Linked DNA regions of Homo sapiens: region 2 is linked to region 1. A link is a contact called in ENCODE Hi-C or POLR2A ChIA-PET data. All regions are on one chromosome and are shown on one strand. Each heading gives the region's core, a stretch centred on a gene start or an enhancer-like site at or near the end of the contact. The rest is flanking DNA. Distances are from core to core; before and after follow the strand shown.

Region 1 (6,978 bases), core at 1,791-4,290:
CTAAGATGTCCGGGGTTGAACACTAAGTATATGGTCACCCTGGGCCAGGCTGCTGTCTAAGCAATTGCTTCAGTGGGCCACTCCTGAGCACTACAAAGGAGAAAGATATTGCCCTTCACTTGAGTTCTAATCTCTGTGGATCTCTGGTGCTGCTGAAGAATGCCTCAAACACCACTTTCAACCTCAGCTAAGCTTCATAGCTCTTAGCCTTTGCCGTGTAGCTATTTTTTATGTGTGTGACCTTACCCTTGTCTTGCTAGAGTCTTAGCCCCTCATGGCTTTGACTTGTGACCTACTGCCAGCTCCACAGAGTGGCTGTCCCAGGAGCCACACTCACAAAGAAGCATTTTTGTGAGTGCATGGCGTTTTTCTAGTCCATGGTGTTGGAGAGAGAAATGTAAATGACAAGAAAAATAATAAACACATAAAATTAATGTCAGACTTTTTAAAGGCCTAATTTCTATGGCATTCACCTAATGTTAGAGTCCTTCTTTGTTGCATTGTTTCCCCTGAACCTAAAATGTAGATATTGGCTAAAATGTCACGTACCCAGTAAGAAATACTAAATTCCATCTCACTCACACACAAACAATGGATGAAGGACATAGTATGTAAAGTCAAGTGGTAATAAGTACTGAAACCAAAGGGATGTGCACTCTTGGATGATTGGCAATAATGCACTTTAAAAAAATTCACTGGTGTTTCATTATCCTTGTATTTTGGGTTGTTAGTACCCCAAGTGCTGGGTTTCATATTTTATAGGCACTGTCCTGTTTAGTAAATGGCAGACCTGGGATTCAAATGCAGGCATCTCTGAGTCCAAGCTTTTGGCTAAACTTCTACAGTGTCTTGCCTCTCATCCAGGATCAAATCAGAACTTGAGAGTGTCTCTTACACACACATCGTGTCCTCTGTCAAAGGGACATGTGACCAGATATCCCCCCAGCTGTCCCCACTCTTGAGTACCCCCCATATTTTTGATTTGAAAAATATTGCATTGAAAGATGATTTGTCTTGATTACTGAGCTTTTTGTCATCTCAGTCAATTTTGTGATTAACTAAGGTTCTGATTAACCATGTTCTGGTTAACTGAGGTTTGACTTGCAGAAAGGGCAAACAGATAAATTGGGAAGCAATCATTAACCGAACCCATAATATGATCTTTCAAAACAGAATGTACTTGGTCTTTTGAATAGTTTGTTGCTGAACCATAATTCTTAAAATTCTCAGATAGGAAAGGAATTTAGGAGTCATCTGGTGTAAATATCTTTGACTATTGAGTTGAGATGCCAAGAAATTTAAAGAAAAATGGTTTATTGGAGTGCAATTGCAGGCATAGATAAACTGTCTCTAAGATGTAATGTGAACGTGAATAAGAGAAAAGGGAGCTTATTAGCCTCAATTTAATTATTTTTTATTTATTTTAAGTTGGGCTTTTATATTCAATTTTGGGAATAAGAAAATTTCATACAATGAAATTTCTTCCCCTCTTTTAAATAAACAAAATCCTACCCATTCTTCAAATTCTAATTTAATTCTAAGCTTTTTCATGGAACTCTCCCAAGGATCAGATAGTTATTTTTCCTTCCTTTGAATTTGTATTTTTCTTAGTCTTCACTATGGCACTTAGCATTTAATTGTTGAATTGCTTTCTGATACTTTTATTCTTCCAAATTGAACGCATTAAGAATGCAGGAAGTGTATCTTCAACTTCTTGCTCCCCGAGAACCCCCTCTCTTAGGGACAGGCTTTCAGCAAGTTCTTTCAGGGCCCTGCCTATTTTCAACTGGGCATTCAGTTGAAAATCCCTGAAGGGGTCAGGGTTAGTTGACTGGACCATTCAACTAACTTACAGCTGCCAATATTGACCTCTCTGTGCTTGAAGGCTCTTTTTCTTCAGCATCAATTGTGGAAAGCTTACTGTTTTTATATATGGCAGGCCAAAACTTCAAGGAATTATTACTCCTCAGGAGCAGTCCTCAAACCAATGGCTCTTGGGAGCTGGTGTATAAACACCGTGGCTCCCTTGTCCTTTGAAGTGGTTGAGCCATGTGTTTTGCACCATTTCCCAGAGCTTCCCCAAGAGTTAAGGCTCCAATGGCCCACAGTAGCAGCTGGCTAAATGATGGACCCTTTATTCTCTGCCTTTTCTCCTCATACTACCTTCCCCATTTGTCTCCTGGTGTTACCTGCAATTCTTGACTGAATGGTTTGCACTCAAATCCTTTATCTTCAGGGTCAGCTTCTGGGGTAACTCAAACTAAGACAAGCACAGAGGCTACAGTTAATATTTACTTGTTGATCAGATAATTAATAGACTGTCAGAGTGTAACCTTGCAGATATGGGGATTGTGCATTCTGTATTCAGAGGGCGTGATGTTATCCCCTGCAGTGGTACTCATTTAATTCTAGTTGAATGGAACAACAATGATGGTCAAGGGTCCCACCCTAAGTTCATCTGGTTCTGTTCACTAATCTGTATTTGTGATCTATTACTGACTCTGGTAAGCAGTGGAGAGCCAAGGGGAATTATGTCAAACCCCTATAACCCCTCTCCCATCCCTGCTGCTACCAGCTGTATATAATTCTCAAGTTGTATTGTCTTCAGAGTGATTACCTCCTGACAAGGCCAAGAAGAAATGTTGACCCTGGGTTAAGACTAAACCAAAGGCCCCTTCCCTTTAGAAGCCTAAAAGGATGGGAAAATGCACACCAGCAAGATGTTTCCTAACAGGGCCATGTCAAATTTATAGATAAATAAAATATCAAAGATCAAATGAGGCTAGATCAGCAGTTTGGACCTCTCCGCAACCAAGCAGAGAATGTGCTGTCTGACTCTGTCTTGGACTGATTTCCAGTTTTGTGATTCACAGCTGCAGCCAGGCAGAGCACATCCAATAATGCTATTTGTTTTCCACTTTTTAAAAAAGGCTGGGGAAATATATAAATGGTTCATAGAAGAAGCGGGCATTAGCAGACAGTCTGACCATAGTGAGACAGGCAGATGGTTCATGGGACCGATGCCAGCTGGGTGTTTCTGTAAGTGATCGTGTATCTCTTCTCTGTGTCCCAGCTCTCAGCTTGATTAAGAGGTCAGAAGGAGGCTTCTGCAGCATGAGGCTGGAGCACACATGATCTATGACCAATCTGTTGGTCGCCTAGAAACAGCTCTCTAAAAAGGCCCAAAGACAATTCAGTTTATAAGCCCACACGTTTTGGGCCTAGTAGTGCTGGCTGCTATTAAAACTAAGTTTGATTCTTGGGGTTTGTTTTCCTGAATGCCACTCAGCCCCTTTAACTTTTACGCCCCATCAACTCCTTCTCTTCTTAATATGATGGTATCATTTGGTAAGTGGAAACACCCTTCAGATGGGATTCTGGGAAGTGAGTGAAGCAAGCAGGCAGTTAGGAGAAAGAAGGGGTCAGGGAAAACTGGGTGAGGTCTGATTTTCCCTTTCTGCACTTGCTGAGGCCTGACTGGGTGTCCAGCACTGGGGGAAGATGTAGGAAAAGGAGACTCCATCGTCTTTCCCCGGGCGCAGGAAGTTTATGTGTATGAGGCAGAGTAACCCAAGGATGCCAAGGATCCAAATGAGAGGTATGAACAATGTGTTTTGGAAATGGTCAGAGTTGGGGTCAGGAGAAGGCTTCAGAGAGGAGGTGGAATGTGGGATAGGTGAGATTCTCATAGGTGAAGAAGTGGGATTTGCAGAATTGCCCCTCACCCTCCACTAACCTTTGGAAAGTCTCAATCTATATGCTCTTTCATAGTCTTTATCCTTGTTTGTCTGAAGAGCACAGGATGGTGAACTGTCCAGACAAAGGACTCAAAGAAAAAAGATGCTCAGGCAATATACTGCAGGGCAGATGAAGCACTGGCCTGCCTGGAATGGGCTTTGAGGCTTTGCTCATTGATTTGCCAGTTAAATCCCACTCTTGAGTGATTCTCACAGCTGACCTGAATGCCCTTTGGGATGGCCACCTGCTGGCTGCACCTTCCTCTGCTTATGTCCGCTCCACATGCCCATCTGCTCTGTTACAGATTCCGGTCAGTGATCCTGGACTGAAATTTTACTCTCTCTCCTGATCAGAAAGGAAAGTGATTGTGCTTTCCAACTATAAATCTATTTAGTAAATATTTACTGGGTACCTACTTTTAGCAAGGCACCAGGGTAAAAATGTTTGAAGATCTAAAAATCTGCAAATACAGTCTGTCTCTTTCCTCAAAGAATTTGCAGTCTCTTCATGGAGTGGAGTTAAAAATAAATACATGAATGAAGATGCTGCAAGCCAGTGAGATATGCACCCAGAGAAGAGTAAGCAATGAGGTGGGAGTTAGAGGGAGGAGCTGTCACTTCTGGATGGAGGGACAAGGGCAGGTTTTTTGGGGAAGAGTCTGCGCAGAGCAACAGGACTTGAAATTGAGGGAAGGCAGAGCTCTAGGTTTTATCTAAAATTCTGCATGTGGAGTGGCAGTTAGTAGAAGCTGATTCTCATGTCATTTCTTTCTCAAATCATTTCATGTGTTTTCATTACTGAAAACAACCCATCTAAAGGCCATGATAACTTCTGGAAAAAGTCCATGCTAATTTCTGGTTTACCTAGAGCTCTCCCAGTTTACATATTATTAATTAACCTTCTTTCATTGTACAAACTGTCATGGTTTGAGAAATGAATTATATAGGCATCTTAATTCTTGACAATGCTTTCAGCAGCCTTTCAGAAATTCTAAGGTCACAATGTTGGATTAGCTGTTTAAGCTGCAAGCAACATGGTAGATTTTGGGAAGGGATGTAAGCTTGAACCAAGAAATCCCCTTTATTTTGCTTCTAAATCAACATATACAAATCAACAAAAATAAAAAGCCAAGGCACCCTTTTTGCCTAGAATAGAAGCAGGTGGGTGTGCCAGTCATACACTCATTGCTGAGGTATGCTGATAACACAGCAATGATCATGGATAATCTATTAACACACTTGAGCCATACTCAGTCTTGTTTTGCAGATAAACATAGTCTGTGATTATTTTACAACACTGTTAAGGTGCAGAGGGTTGTCCCTCATTTATTACTTGACTAATAAATACTTTAATTACACTTAATAAATAATGTAAGCAGGGCTCACTGAAGTGGTAATTCTTTAAATTAATTATTAACTGCATGCAAAAGGCTGCACTGCCAGTACCACTAAAAGAAAATTCAGGCTTTAATCTAGTGATTATTCATTATCTGGTATAAAGGCTCCATTTGCATATTATTAGGGAAATAAACTTCGGCCTCCTTGGCAATACAGATAGATCTCAAAGTCCATGCATTATGAATCTCCAAATACTAAAGCAATGATAAACAATATGTAATAAAATCCTCAGTTTATAGCTTTATAGCAGCTGGTTTTTGATTTTTCAAATATATTACAATGATAAAGTGACCAGTTAATGTATAAGCTCTTTGTGAAAGGTGGTGCCTACAGATGGTCGACTGATAGGAAACAGTAAATGTGCAAACTGCTCATTTCCCTTGAGATTGGAGTCATAAAGTGATCTCAGTAAGATATGAGAAGAAAATACCCATTTAACCCCTTTCTCTGCAGCAACCCAAACATGGTAGTGCACTGAATTGTTTTGTATGTGTCTGTTTCTCCTCTCCTCTCTGGCTTCACATCTTCACTTTGGAAAAGTGAAAGCGGAATACCTGGTTATCCGGAGGTCACTGTCTCCACACAGAGTGGTGTCCTTGATGCTAGCTTGGGGCAAAGAAGCCAGGTAAGGTTGTCATCAAAAGAGAAAGATGATTTCTAAAACCAGCAAAAGGCTAGAATTTGTGTGCCCTTGCATTTTCTAGCTTGATACTCCCTCCTTGAGTCTGGGCAGCTCCCAGGGGAGGTGACTGACTACCCCCACCCCCCATCCCTCCCACCAGGAGCTATGGCCAAAGAACAAGCACATGAAGCAGCCTCCCAACATCCCAAACTAGAAAGTGCTGAGACCAAATCAATGAATCAAAAACAGGTTTCCAGAGGAGAATGAGTCTCTCTTCCTCTGCTTCTTTTAGGACAAAGTGGAGGTGGGGATGAGAAGCAGGGTGGGGAGGGGGAGAGGGAAGGAGATAGGAAGCCGAGGGCTCATGAAAATGCTGACAGTCACAAGGAAGCAGGAATGACCTCTCTTCCCATTTCCTATTCTGTCCTATTCATCTTGCTGAGCCCCATTTTGGGACTACTTCTTTCCAGTGGTCTTCCCTAACCCCCTATTCATTTCAGTAGTCACCTATAGTGTGGACCAGTCAATACTGCACAGACCTGTGCGAGGTGGGGAAAGGGCTGCAAGAAGATGAGTTGTGTCCTTTAAAGTGGACATTTTGGGAGCTGAAGCTATTTCAATAATGCTGATACTACTCCAAATAGTATTGATAGATAGATCTGCTTTTCATGTTTGTATTGGTCAGCTTGGGCAGCTATAACAAATATCATCAATTGGATGACTTAAACAAAAGACAGTTTCTCTCACAGTTCTGGTGGCTGGAAGTCTAAGACAAGGGTGCCAGCATTGTTGGGTCTTTGGTGAGGGCTTTCTTCCTGGCTTGCAGACAGCTACTTTCTCACTGTGTTCTTATGTGGTGGAAAGAGAGAGCTCTGGTCTTTTTCTCTTCTTATAAGGACACTAATCCCATCATAGGGGCTCCACCCTAATGACCACATCTTAACCTAATCACCTCACAAGAGCTCCAAATCCAAAACCCATCATATATGGGGTTAGGGCTTCAACATATGAATGAGGAGGGCACAAACATTCTATCCATAACAATGATCTTCTGAACATATTCAATGAGAGAACAATTATATTAACAATAATCACACTCTTTAACTGAGCGTGAACCCTGTGTGCCAGGGGTTTCACTTACATTATCTCATATTATCCCCATGGTGACAGCAAGAGGTAAATATCATTAATCCTTTATAATGGAGAACACTAAGATTTTGG
Region 2 (6,310 bases), core at 3,689-6,188, 110 kb before region 1:
TCTTCTGAATTTAAAGGACACTCTGACTCTTTCCCAGTTTTTAAGATATCCTAGGTATTGAATAAAACAGAGAAGCTTCCCTTTGCTCAAGGATAACAGCCTGAAATCAGCAGACAGATCTGGGCTGTCCAGCCAGCTTGCTCTCTATCAGTCGGGGTCCCTTTAAGATGCAAAACTTGGAGGTAGGGAGGTCAAATGCAGGCCAGTGGAAGTTTCCACACTCTGTCTGTCTGGGCCAGCGTCTCTGTCTATCTCAGCTTAGGAAGGGTGGGCCCTTTTCCCACAGGCTTGAGATTTATGACTTTAGTCTGGGATGGTGGGGGTGGGCGTTGGCCTTCCCTACAGGAGCAAGTGGGTCTCTTCAATGGTAAACAGAGTTACAAAGAAAATTCCAAATGGGTACCCCTCAATCTGTGTCAGCCTTGCTCCCTGGTCCTTTTTCTCCTTGTGAGTTACACACACACACACACACACACACACACACACACACACACACACTATGTGCACATGTCCTCAGCTATAGAATGAGGCACAGTGATAGTGGTTTGTGTCTATATGTCCTGAAGTCCTCAGCTCAAATAAATCACCAGATTCCCATTGACCACATAAGGCAGAAACTTTTAGTTGTTACTTGAAAATACATTAAACACATACAAGCACACGTGCACACCCCCATTCTGAAAGCTTCTCACCTTGACTTCTAGCCCTCACCAGTACTTCTGATAAATCTGTCCTTCTGAGCAAAGCTGGAAGTATTCTCTGTCTGTACCGCCCTGCAGTTACCTGTTCGTGGAGATGTCATCTTCCTGCCCCCAAGAGTTTTCCTTTAATACACTGAAATATTGAGAAGCAAGAGCTGTAAGTATTGAAAGTCCTTGTGGAGATTAAATGGGAATCAGAAATCAGCAACTGGCTGGCTGAAGCCTTAATTATCAGTGGAGGGACACTCACAAGGAAGGAATTTGGGCTGAGTTGGGAAGGCTGGGGTGAGCAGTGATGTGGACACTGTGTGTGTGTGTGTGTGTGTGTGTGTGTGTGCGAGCGTGAGCGCATGTACATGCATGTCGAGGGTGACGACAGGGAGAGGCCTGCCATCAGCTTTTTATTAAGAGAGTTTTTAAATGGTCCTGTGTTTTAGGAAATCTGAATAAAGTTTTGTGCTTATGGGAGAATTCTCCCTACTTTCTTCCATTGAAGGCAGTATATCCTAATGAGAACACAGGCCCTGAAATCAGACTATCTGAATCTAAATCCTGGCCCCATGATTTCTAGCTGTGTGACTTGGGCAAACTCCTAAACTTCTCCAAGCCTCAGTTTCCTTGTCTGTAAAATGGGCACGATCAGAGCACTGACATTATAGAGTTGGGAGTGCTGAACGCCTAGCCCAGGGAGGGAAATCTGACTATTTCTTAATTTTCTATCTGAATTGACATTTGGGTTATTCCACATTTTTATTTCCTTACCTGTCACAACTCATAAACCAACCAAAGTTTTTACTTCCACAACAGAAATGCTTTGTTTCCTTAAGGAAGCTGTGCACAAACTGCCCACTACTCTGCCATTGAAACAAAACACACATGTCCCCACCTGACACTCTAGTGCCTTGTGACTTTATCTGGGGATAGAGCTGGAGCTGAGGTGTCAGCGTAAAAGGGCAAGGCAACTTTCTTCTCTCCTGGGTCAGGGCTGCCTGGGATGATTTATTGGAGTGAAGTGACCCCTGAGGCAGAGGGAGGAGGACAGCCATCACAGGATGGAACTGACATTCCTTCCTGTGCCTAGAAGGGCACTCTGCCTGTGGAGAAGCGGGTCAGGGCACGCACACTGATTCAGCCCTGGCTGTATGTGGGTAGGAGCCGATGCGTGTGCTGGGAACATCCTGCAAATGCTGTCGGGATGCCTGGGGACAGCTTGAGTTCTGCCACCGACCAGATGTGCAGTCTTGAGCAAGTTGCCTCGCTTTCCTGAGCCTCATCGTCCTCATGTGTCAGACTGATATCCACGACGCCAGCCCATTTCTCCTGCAGACTTCATGACAATCCCTTCCTTCCCTCCCTACACATGCTTACACGTGCACAAGTGCACACAACATATGCACATGCATGCTCACGTAGAAGCACATGCATGCGGCTGGGTGTGGTGGCTCATGCCTGTAATCCCAGCATTTTGGGATCCCACGAGGCGGGCGGATCATGAGGTCGGGAGATCAAGACCATCCTGGCTAACGCAGTGAAACCCCATCTCTACTAAAAATAGAAAAAATTAGCAGGGCTTGGTGGCGGGCGCCTGTACTCTCAGCTACTCGGGAGGCTGAAGGAAGGGAATGGTGTGAACCCGGGAGGCGGAGCTTGCAGTGAGCCAAGATCATGCCACTGCCCTTCAGCCTGGGCGACAGAGCAAGACTCTGTCTCAAAAAAAAAAAAAAGAAGCACATGCATGCACGCTCACAATACACCATAGTTGCAGGCACTCATGTCTATAAACGCATGCACGAACACACACACATCACCCACATGTGCTCTTCCACAGCTATCTGAATTGTATCCAGTTCAAGTTCCACCTCCTGACTTCCTGGGCCTTCCCATCCTACCCTCATCACTTGCTTGTCTCAACTTCAAAGCCTCCCCATACAAAGTCTCACTTTAGTTACCTTGTCATGTTTGAATTGTTATACTGCTGTGCTGTGTTTGTCTCTCCAAATGCAGTTAATTCCTTGACAGACTTAGGTGCAAAGATCTCTCCCCGAGAACCTCCATAGCGTGCACAAGTGAATTTCCTGTCATGATAATGATGCTTAAACTCCAGAGCCCTTCATTGGCACAATGCACGTACACAGTCACGTGTTTTTATGTAGCTGGCAAAAGTGAGATATTTCAACTATAATCTCTTAAAACCATTGTTTCTCCCTGGCATATTTCCCCCTGGCATCCCCTTCCTCATTTTGGGGGGCATTGATGCTGCCACTTTGAAAACTAGCTAAGGGGCAGTTGAGCTGGGGCTGTGTTTGGTTTAGGTTCAGTGCGAGGTGTTTGTGTAGTTTTAGTCACCTCTCTGTGTAACTCACTCATCAGTAGCTGTCACCATGTGGAAAAAGCTGCCAGGAACACTCCTGTTACCCACTGTGCAGACATCCTCTGTCTTGTGCCATGAAAGGGATGCAGTTGTACAGAGACCTGAGTATCTGTGTCCTGCAGAGCCCAGCACTGGAAGCATATAGATGGTGAAAGAGAAACAAGTTTTTAAATGCCCAGAGCCAGAAGCTACTTGGCGGGAAATTCCTCCAATCATTAGGTATGTAAAATCACAAGAGCATTCTCATCACTGCCTCATCAAAATAAAAGTTCTCTCTTGTCAAGAATACACTCGATCATGCAAAGTAATAAAATTATATATGCACCATTCATCTTGTTTCTTTTTTGATGGGAATTACTGACTTAGAATTTATCAGAATCCCCATGTTTAAATGTCTTGCTGATTTGACAGGAAATACTGACATTGATGGAGATAACATAAAACTCATTATACGCCACTACAATGAGGGCATCGATGACAATCTGGTTAGTAAGTTTCATAAATTCAAAGAGCATTTTAGATTTGTTGCTGTGAAAGAAAAAATGCCCTGAAATCTCATAGCTCATATGTGAAAGATACTTGACAGAGGTTTTCCCAAAGTTGATAACAATCCTGAAAATTCACGTGGCATTACCAGTGACAAATTGTGAGACTGAAAGAAACCTTTCCAAACCGTGAATAATAAAGTACAAAATTTGATCAGCTTGTTAGAAGATAGACGGAATTATCTTTGTATTCCCTCTATAAAGTCATATTGAAAAATTATAGTCATTTAAAGAGATGATCAAAGAGTTTGCAGTTTGGTAAAAGATAGACTGAATTATCTTTGTATTCTCTCTATAAAAATGATATTGAAAAATTATAGTCATTTAAAGAGATGATCAGAGAGTTGGTAGCCAAAAAAAATGTAGGAAGAAAAGTATTACGGATGTGTCAGACAGTTATTTTAGATTTTGTGGTGCCTGTAGAATTTGTCAGCTTTTTAAAATGTGTAATTTGTTGTGACTTCATTCTTTCTCAATAAAATTATACTTTCGAATGTAATTTTGCATTTGGGATTTTGAATTCTTTTCTTTTTCTTCAAGAGGGCCTTCTAAATTGTGAAAGCTTCTGGCCCCACAACACTGGTCTGCCCTTATGTTCCCCCCAGTTCCTACAGAGAGCTCCCGGTCACAGCACTCTTTGGCCTGTGGCTGCCAGCACAGACTTTGGCCATGAGGGCGGGGTCTGGGGTGGCACTGACAAGGCACCCATCCTGAGCCAGTGGGGGATGCAGGTCTGGCAGACCTCACACATCTTTAGAGACCACCTGCCTCTCATTCTACAAGGGGCAAAACTTTTGTCACACTGCCTCAGAGGGCCCAAACCTTCCCACCAACCGTCTTGTCAGGGCCTGGCTGGGCCCTGCCAGCCCCCCTGCGTTTCCTTTTAATAAAATTTAATGTTTTCATTTTCAAAGACCTAGAAAATCCAAACACTTTTTAAAAGCCCCGAGGAACTATAAAAATTAATAGCACAGGGATAATTTCTTTTTCAGTGGCGACTCAATTAAACCTGCCAAAGTCAGACAGTGTGATTTAAATGCACCGCTTGCAGAGGGACCAGAGCAGAGCAGGCAAACATGGAATGAAACAATAATATTTACCAATTACCCTCTTGGTTGTTTCCCACCCAGCCCCTTCCCCCCAGGGAGAATTTTTTCCTTCCCTCCCTCCTCTCCGGGGGCCAGAGCTCAGCATCCCTAATTGTTTTCTCCTTGAATGATCATATTGCTATCAACAAGTGACTGAACTTCTTCTCTGCTCAGAGTAATGGAAAAATACCACCCAGGCCGGCTGCCCGGGCCAACAAGCCACATGGACTTGTTGTGGGGCTAAGATCAACTTTGAAAACAGAAGAATGGCTCCAAGTTCAATCCAGCCAGACACTCCAGCCAGACAAGACATCTAACATTCCATGCTTAGTCCTGCCCCAGGACACTTGCTCCTGCTGTCCCCCTGCCAGGAATGCCCTCTCTCCTATTCATTGAACACTTACTACTGAGCACCTAAAGCTTGTATTTTCTTCAAGACCCCTATCAAGATCAAGTTCCTTTAGGAAAGCTTTCCTGATAAGACCCATATCCATGTAGATTTCACTCTTACTTGGTCTACCTTCAGCTCTTCTCTATCAGGTCAACTGACATTATCTTTTAATTACGTATAGACTGGGCACTGTCCTAGAGCTTTTAACTTGTAGATTCACAACATGCTTATCTGTTCTGCTAGACTGTAAGCTCCTTAAAGGGAGGAACTCTTCTGAATGCATCTCTTAGAATGATTCAGTGTATTTAGTTTGGTGTTGTGCACCCGATGGAGGTGTACTAATTGCATTTGAACTGGAACGGGGAGTCTCAACATTTTCTCTACAACAGGAGAGAGAACTGGGTGCCTCAGGAAATAGGCACAGGAATTTCAATGCAGCATTGTTTGCTTAAAAAAAATATATACCTGAGCTAAATGTCCATCCATGAAGGCATGGATAAAGAAATTAGGGAATATGATGACTTGCCATAGAGCAGTTAAATAAAGAAAATGGAGTCAAATCATCAATCTATATAGATCCCCAAATAGAAATGTTGAGTGAAAAAGACAAGTTGCAGAATAATGTTAAGATACAATTATGTAAATTCAGTGCCATATCGACAAATACTATATAGTGTTTTAGAGATCCATATGAATATATCCATTTGAGAACACACGGATGAAAAAGAAATATGTACAATTCATAATAGGGTTGTTGCTGGAGAGGGAGGGAGGGGAGTGGGAGTGGGACCTAAGAGTTTTTAATTCCTTCTGAATATTTTTCATTTTTATTAAAAAATATGAAGCAAATAAGAGAAGGTTAACATTCACTATTTCTGCTTGGTGAGTACATAGGTGTTTGTGAAGTAGAGTCAGGCATGATAGCCACCCAACGGGCTGCCCCTCCTCCTGGCATAAGACTGGACACCCTTTCCCAGCCTCATTTGCAGTGAGCTGCAGCCAGGCCAGGAACGTGGCCTCTGGAACACCTGGCCTGGGTTCCGCAGCCCTAGCAGCAGACAAACTGCTTGTTTTGCTGTCACTCTCTTGCAGAGAGCTTCCCCAGACTAAGTGGGACTATAGGGAACAGGAAGAGGGAAGCATGACCACTGAGCAAAGTCCCAAGGCCTTCTTCTGCCCACAGGATGGATTTTCAGCTGGCTCCCCGACAGGCA

The links. Hi-C counts contacts between places; a loop is a spot of excess contacts on that map. ChIA-PET counts read pairs that join two places held with the same protein, here RNA polymerase II (POLR2A). Pooled maps may share reads with other maps.
Region 2: a loop to region 1 is called in a map of Caco-2, with 2.1 times the contacts of the local background. The contact joins two enhancer-like sites. A Hi-C loop is called at or near these places in 1 of 168 maps with a recorded cell type or tissue (Caco-2) and 1 of 50 pooled maps. POLR2A ChIA-PET finds 5 or more read pairs at or near these places in 3 of 52 experiments (BJ, OCI-LY7 and WTC11).

The regions. Positions count from the first base shown.
Region 1 is chr18:45,446,038-45,453,015 of GRCh38, reverse strand. SLC14A2-AS1 (SLC14A2 antisense RNA 1) reads left to right here. Exons shown (of 11, transcript XR_007066352.1): 6 at 5,676-5,760. It also overlaps a transcript of SLC14A2 not described here. Among named protein-coding and RNA genes, the nearest start is that of SLC14A2-AS1, 55 kb to the left of the region's middle. Within about 2 kb of position 3,040, at least 15 of the 41 ENCODE cell types and tissues checked have a DNase peak (open chromatin) inside an H3K27ac peak, as active enhancers do.
Region 2 is chr18:45,561,244-45,567,553 of GRCh38, reverse strand. It overlaps a transcript of SLC14A2 not described here. Among named protein-coding and RNA genes, the nearest start is that of SLC14A2, 51 kb to the left of the region's middle. Within about 2 kb of position 4,938, at least 8 of the 41 ENCODE cell types and tissues checked have a DNase peak (open chromatin) inside an H3K27ac peak, as active enhancers do.